Regions from separate parts of the Homo sapiens genome. Here region 1 is linked to region 2. The links are chromatin contacts, found by POLR2A ChIA-PET in ENCODE. All regions are on one chromosome and are shown on one strand. Each heading gives the region's core, a stretch centred on a gene start or an enhancer-like site at or near the end of the contact. The rest is flanking DNA. Distances are from core to core; before and after follow the strand shown.

Evidence for each region. ChIA-PET counts read pairs that join two places held with the same protein, here RNA polymerase II (POLR2A).
Region 1: POLR2A ChIA-PET joins it to region 2 with 51 read pairs in MCF 10A. The contact joins two enhancer-like sites. POLR2A ChIA-PET finds 5 or more read pairs at or near these places in 7 of 52 experiments (AG04450, MCF 10A, PC-9 and 4 more).

The regions. Positions count from the first base shown.
Region 1 is chr2:28,223,955-28,227,465 of GRCh38, reverse strand. All of the region lies in intron 7 of BABAM2 (BRISC and BRCA1 A complex member 2), which reads right to left. Among named protein-coding and RNA genes, the nearest start is that of BABAM2-AS2, 85 kb to the left of the region's middle. Within about 2 kb of position 2,218, at least 7 of the 41 ENCODE cell types and tissues checked have a DNase peak (open chromatin) inside an H3K27ac peak, as active enhancers do.
Region 2 is chr2:28,183,206-28,186,674 of GRCh38, reverse strand. All of the region lies in intron 7 of BABAM2 (BRISC and BRCA1 A complex member 2), which reads right to left. All of the region lies in intron 1 of LOC100505736 (a long non-coding RNA gene), which reads left to right. Among named protein-coding and RNA genes, the nearest start is that of BABAM2-AS2, 130 kb to the left of the region's middle. Within about 2 kb of position 1,339, at least 3 of the 41 ENCODE cell types and tissues checked have a DNase peak (open chromatin) inside an H3K27ac peak, as active enhancers do.

The sequences.
Region 1 (3,511 bases), core at 969-3,468, 40 kb before region 2:
TGAGGCTGGAAGTAACGAGGACACAGACACTACTTAACAAGGCAGGGCAATGGATCCGAGGCCAGGTTCTCAATGTGGACAGCAGACCATGCGTCCTGCACCACACCGAGCAGCTTTTTGCCCATTGAGAAAGGCATATTTCATATTTCAGGCTGCCCAGGGTGCCTACTGGTGAGGGGTATCTACCTAGAGAGGAAGCAAGAACAGGGATAGATCCTGATGCGATGCCAATGGTGAACTGCAAAGGAAAGAAAACGTGAGGTTAAAAAAATAAAAAGTTCTGTTTAGTTGTAAAGTGAGAGATGTTCTGGAGATTAAAAAAAAAAATCTGGGCTTTGAGATTGAATCTCAGCCAGGTTCACTGCTGAAATTTCTCCTTTAAACTAACAAATTCTAAATGTTATCTGTCTGGCTCAGGCCTTTCTTGAACTCAGAACTTGTAACTCAACCTGCTCACAAGCAACCCTGCCCCCAAAACCTACTCCCATATCCACCTCATCTCAGAAAATGGCAGCTTCTATCTCTTGGTTCCCAGACCAAAAACCTCTGTCATTGCTGACTCCTTTCTCTCACACCCCATAGTCAATTGGCCTGGTTGGCCTAAGAGGCGCCCACTGAGAGCAGGGCTCAGAACCTACTGAACTTCTCACTGGGGCTAAAACCTCCCTGGATAAGCTGGGGCAATTTCACCTCAGGGCACTGGCCCAGTTCTCCTGCTGTTCTCTCTGCCTGGAACTCTTCCCAGCCATTTGCGGGGCGGGCTTCTTCACCTGCTTCAGGTCTTACTCAAATGTCAGCTTCTGAGTGAGGCTTCCTGAACCATCTATTTAAGATAAGCCCCTTCCATCTCTGGTACTTGGTCTTCTGTGTTGTCGTTTTCTCCGTGGCATAAGACATTCTACACGTATTCACTCATCATCTCCCCCCATGACTCCTCACTAGAATATAATCTCCTCCAGAATGAGGATCTGCCTCTGTTTTGTTCACTTTTATAACCTCATTATTCTTAGCAAGAATAATGCCAAGCATATTAGACACTTAAAAAATATTTGTAGTATTAAAGTCCAATGAATATAAAAAAGAGATGGAAGTCAAATTTCTAAATGAACATTAAAAGCCAATAAATGTATATATCTTTATGGAAATAGTCATTATGGAAAAGAAGAGTTTAACGGTCTTGGAAAGGGATTGGCAAACTTTTTCAGTAAAAGGCCAGGTAGTAAATATTGTCATCTTTGCATCCATAATGCCTGTATTGCAGCTACTTAGCTCTCCTGCTGAAGTGCAAAGGCAGCCGCAGATAATATGTAAATGAATGAGCACGGCTGTGTTCCAACAACATTTTGTTTATGGATACTAAAATTCAAGTTTCATGTAATTTTTACGAGTCATGAAACATTATTATTTAAATATTTTTCTAACCATTTAAAAAATGTAAAAGTCATTCTTAGCTGTGGGCTGGATTTGGCCAGGAGGTTTTAGTTTGCTGACTCTTGATCTAGGATTATAGAAATATTTGACAGTTCTACAGATGCTGAAAGTACGAAAAGTATCCAGGAAGAAATATAGGCAAACCCCACCCCCCTAGAATAGGTTATTAGCAAAAATGAAAAGAGGCCCTTTGGTCAAACTTCTTAGAAGCTATATTCCATCAGCAGGTAAACCACAGGAATTAGCTTTTTTCAGGCAAGGGTGAGGTGAGCATTAGGCAACTCGTGGACTGTGGGAGTTCTCACAACCATACTAGATTGTAACTGTGCAAGAGGGAGCTATTTATATGATTTTGAACGAAGCTTGAGGCATATTCTGGTGCTTTTTAACTTCTATGTTAGGTGAAAAAGCTGCCTACAAAAGCCTTCCTCCCACCCAAAATACTAGCTGTTAGTTGGTGACTGATCCTCAGAAATATTAACATGAATCATATATGCTCTTTTCACAGTGCAAAAAGAGATAATTTTAACACTCAGAAAATGTCATAAACCACACAATAGAGAAGCTATCCAGCCTTCAAATTGTAAATAAATAAAATCCTGTTCCTGCATGGAAGCCTCTTCCTCCTTTCGATTCTGATGCTTCCTCCTCTGGATTCTGATGCCTGCAGGGCTGGCTGGTGTTAACCGTGTTCAGTCTGATGCTGAAGGCAGCCTTTGCTCTCCATCCTTCCTCCCTGGCGCCCACCCTTGTTAGCCCGACTGTCTTTGGGAACCCATAGCACTCAGCCTTGCCCTTTCTCTAGCTGCTGCTCTTCTCACCTACAGACAGCTTGTGGCTGCCCTGTCTCTACTGCGATCAGCCCGGGTTGGCCTAAGCAGCACCAGCTGAGAGCAGGGCTCAGCCTTTATCCAGGCTTCAGGAAAGAACCCCTGAGTTAATTTTCTTCTTCCTACTTGGAGAAACAGGTATTTTTGTCTTTGATCCCTAAGCTCTGTTTTCTTTCTCTTGTTACTAAACAGTTCACTCCCTATCCACTCTCCTTTTTTTGCAACTTCATCATTTTTCCACATTGCACCGTTTGGCACAGGAGAAGGAAAGAACCACATCAAATAAAGGAATGCAACCACAAAAGCTGCCTTGAGAAACAGGGCCCCAGATTTTTTTTTTTTTTTTTTTTTTTGTCAATTTACCGTTTTTGGACTTGTTCTCCCATAATCAAATCCTCCCTATCGTGCTAACAATGTGGTGGTGTGTCAAAACATTGGAATTCTGCTTCAATCAGCAACCCAGAGCTTAATAGGAAAATGAAGCAACAAAATGTTGCTCTTACTGTTAACCTTAGGCTAGGCCTGTCCTTAGGATGGGGACTGTTTGCTTCTTTATGGTAAATGGGCCAAACGTTCAGTTTTGTGAGAGCTTGCATTGTCAGCAGAGGCCCACAGCAGTGTCTTGAGCACCATTCAGGCACGCTTCTAAAGCTCAAGTACCGCAAACTGAAGTACGAAGCATCCCACAATTTAGTAAGCCAGAGAAGAGTTAAGACTAAATTTGTTTGCAAAAATTTTAAAGACACATTCATTTTACTGGCAGCAAGTCAGGGGTCTGGCTCTATGACACTCATGTCTGCAGTTATCACAAAAGGGCTTGCGTGAAATTAAAGTGGTTGTTTTGTTTCTTGTTTTTAAATTAAAAATGTGTGCAATATGTAAACCATTTAGGGACAACAATAAGGTGCCACAATTCCAAACCAAAACATTTGCAAGTCACCACTCTATGTCCTCAGGGAGTATGTGATATAGTTAATGTTTCTAATATTCATCATCAATGAAAACATCAGTTACAGGTAGAGAATTTCTGATTTAGCAATTTTTTAATCTTTTGTGATTAACTGGGTAAATTAAACTGTTTGAAGGTAAGTATTTTTGTTGTTTTGGTTTGGTTCACATGGAGTCATGTGCCACTTTGGTTAATGTGGGAAATAGCCTCTTCTTCAACATCATCTGTTGCATATACAAGCAGTGAGTAGAAGTGTATCTGTCCCTGAACACCAAAGTAGTGTGACCTCCCTTCAGAGATT
Region 2 (3,469 bases), core at 90-2,589:
TCCTTTTCCTTTCCCTCTCTCTCACATACTCTCTCTCTTTCTCCCCTCTCTCTGTCTCTCTCTGTCTCTGTCTCTGTGTCTTTTTTGAGACAGGGTCTCGCTTTGTTGCCTGAACTCCTGGGCTCAAGCAATGCTCCTGCCTCAGCCTCCCAAAGTGCTGGGATTATAGGGGTGAGCCACCACACCCAGCCTTCTTTAGAATGTACTTCTCATCTTTCTTTTGCTCTCCATGTGGGTGATACCCTCTAAAGTGTAACATCCTCTAAAATGTTCCCATAAAGACAAAAATTCATACCACATACTTGTGAATTTGCTTTGAAACAATCCAGTGAAGGACATGGGGACTGTGAAGTGAGTGGGGTACAGGGCTAACCACAGATAGAAGTGGGATGATGGGTATCGAAGGTTCATTACACTATTCTACTTTTTACATATTTTTGGTATTACCCATAATAACTAGAATAAAATAAATACATTAGAAAAAAATTTACCACATCAACAGTTTGCCCTGAAAATATGGTGGTTAAGCTAAGGTCGGAATTAACCATGAATCTGCAAACATAACAGAAATGCATTACTTTGCATTCATGAGTCACTGTGTTTTGAAATAAGCCATGTCTTCAACTCTGCTTCATTCCTTAACATTCCCACACTAAGTCCTACTTTGGTGCTTTACAAGTTGGGTATCCACTAGCTTTTAAAGAAAGAAATCTGTGATCTTACAGGTAAGATCAACTCTTTCAGCAGGCATTTTAAACTGCCACATTTTAAAATAACTTTTATGAAAAAGATATATTTAAAAGAGCACGATTCCTGGGCTCAAGTGATCCTTAGCCTCCCAGTGGTCTTTGTAGATGGCCTGATGGAGTCTCATGGCACAAGAAGATTAAACAATGTCTCTAATTTTCATAAATTTCTGCAATTCAAAAAAAAAAGAGCAAAAAAAATAATTCTTCAAATACTTGTGCAATGACAGAAATGTGGTGATCCAGGTAACTTGCTTTAGTTTCTAAATACTTCATCTCACTCTCTTTTAATGATAATTAAGATCTCATGCACTGACGCTGGCCAAGGGGATTACTTATACAAAAAAATGCATCGAGATAAAAGTCTCAGTGAAAGGAACAGAACCCAAGGCCTAGTATATTTTCAATATGACTCGAGTTTAGTATTGCAGGAATCCAAGTCAGCTCCAAAACTGTGCCCAAGGATGTTTCTGGCAGACGTGCAATCTGGATCATCCACGAAGCTATTTAAAATTACTTGAGATGTTACCACGACAGATTTTAAAGATCAAAACACAGGTGTGTATCAGTGTTGCACAATTCTGTGGTAAGGGAGAACATGAGATCATTCCACCTAGAAACAGACCCAAACACAAACATCCACCTGGAGTTCAGGTGTACGGCTGTCTGAAGGCAGATGAATTTATCTCTGGAGTTTTGTTCTGCTATAAATATGCTCAGATAAGAAATGGGGTTTTAATATATTAATGTTACTTTAAATTGGGTGGGTCTTTTTAGCTGACAAGCATCTTATGTACCTGCCTTTATGCTATTTTTAACCTCTTGAAAGGCTTATTTCTCAATATAAATGGGTTATAGTCACCATAGTTTAAATAGCCTTATTTATTCTTTGCAGCTTCAGTAAACTTGTGAGAGTAACATAAAAGTTTCAGGATAGTCAAGGCACAAATCTTTTCCATTTCATTATGAACCAAGAAAAAAATTATCAAGATAAAGTCTTAAGAAAATAAGTGACTTAATTAAAGCCATCTCATGAAGTAGTATACGCACTTTACCTAATGATTCATTTAACATTAAATAGTTCCTACATAAACTACCTGGGGAAAGGATTATAAATCATGCTGCTATAAAGACACATGCACATGTATGTTTATTGTGGCACTATTCACAATAGCAAAGACTTGGAACCAATCCAAATGTCCATCAATGATAGACTGGATTAAGAAAATATGGCACATATACACCATGGAATACTACGCAGCCATAGAAAAGGATGAGTTCATGTCCTTTGTAGGGACATGGATGGAAACCATCATTCTCAGCAAACTATCGCAAGGACAAAAAACCAAACACTGCATGTTCTTACTCGTAGGTGGGAACTGAACAATGAGAACACTTGGACACAGGAAGGGGAACATCACATACCGGGGCCTGTCATGGGGTGGGGGGAGAGGGGAGGGATAGCATTAGGAGATATATCTAATGTAAATGACAAGTTCATGGGTGCAGCACACCAACACAGCACATGTATACATATGTAACAAACCTACACTTTGTGCACATGTACCCTAGAACTTAAAGTATTTAAAAAAAATACCTGGAGAGAGAGAGACAGAGAGAGAGAGGGAGAGAGGGAGGGGGGGAGAGAGAGAGAGAGAGAGAGAGGGAGGGAGGGAGGGAGAGAGAGAGACACAGAGACAGAGACAGAAAGACAGACATGCATCTGGAAAATTGAACAATAGGAGGCAGTCCTAGTTCTTGATGCCACAATGGTCCTGGATCTGTAAAGTTTTCACGGTAAGCCAGAGATTTATTTTATTTTCAAAAGAAGGCTAACAATAGTCAAAGTGTTACTGATCCATGTGAGCAAGTGTGTACTTATCTCCTATGCCCAAATGCAAACTTTCATTGTTCAACAAACTAGGAGTTAGTTTTGTGTGAATACAAGCATGAAGAAAAGAGTTGTGTGTGTCTCTATGAGCAAATAACAACACTCTGACTCCCTGATGCTAGGTCTACCCAAAGGAGACGAAAAACAACTATGGAAAGGAAAAGCACATACACAAACATAAACAGGACATGCATGTTGTATACCACCATTTGGTTAACAGATGCTGGTGTCTGCCCTCCGCTCTCACAAACGAGTCAATGTACGTGTGTGTGTGTGTGTGTGTGTGTGTGTGTGTGTGATCTTCATCCAAAAGTAACATAAAATTCTGTGTGGCTGGTTTGACAGTGTGTCTGCAAAATCTATGTAAGAATTCTAATGGAGCAAACACCTGCTGAGCCTGTTTGGATGCTGTCTGAACCAGTGATGGGGGAGTCTATGATAAGGTGGCTGAGCTGGAGAATGTTGTTTTTTGTAAAGTAAGCCCAGGCACCATCATCTGTCCCACTGGGCAGCTATTGCTCGCTTACTTCAGGCCTCACTATTATATGACCTTCATTTACATTGAGGGAAGAAATATGTTTTGTAAATTTTTTTTTGGAGATAGAGTCTTGCTCTGTTGCCTAGGCTGGAGTGCAATGGCACGATCTCAGCTCACTGCAACCTCTGCCTCCCAGGTTCAAGCAATTCTCCTGCCTCAGCCTCCCAAGTAGCTGGGATTACAGGCACCCACCACCATGCCCAGCTAATTTTTTTGTATTTTTAGTAGAGATGGGGTTTCACCATGTTGGCCAGGCTGGTCTTGAACTTCTGACCTCAGGTGATCCACCCCACT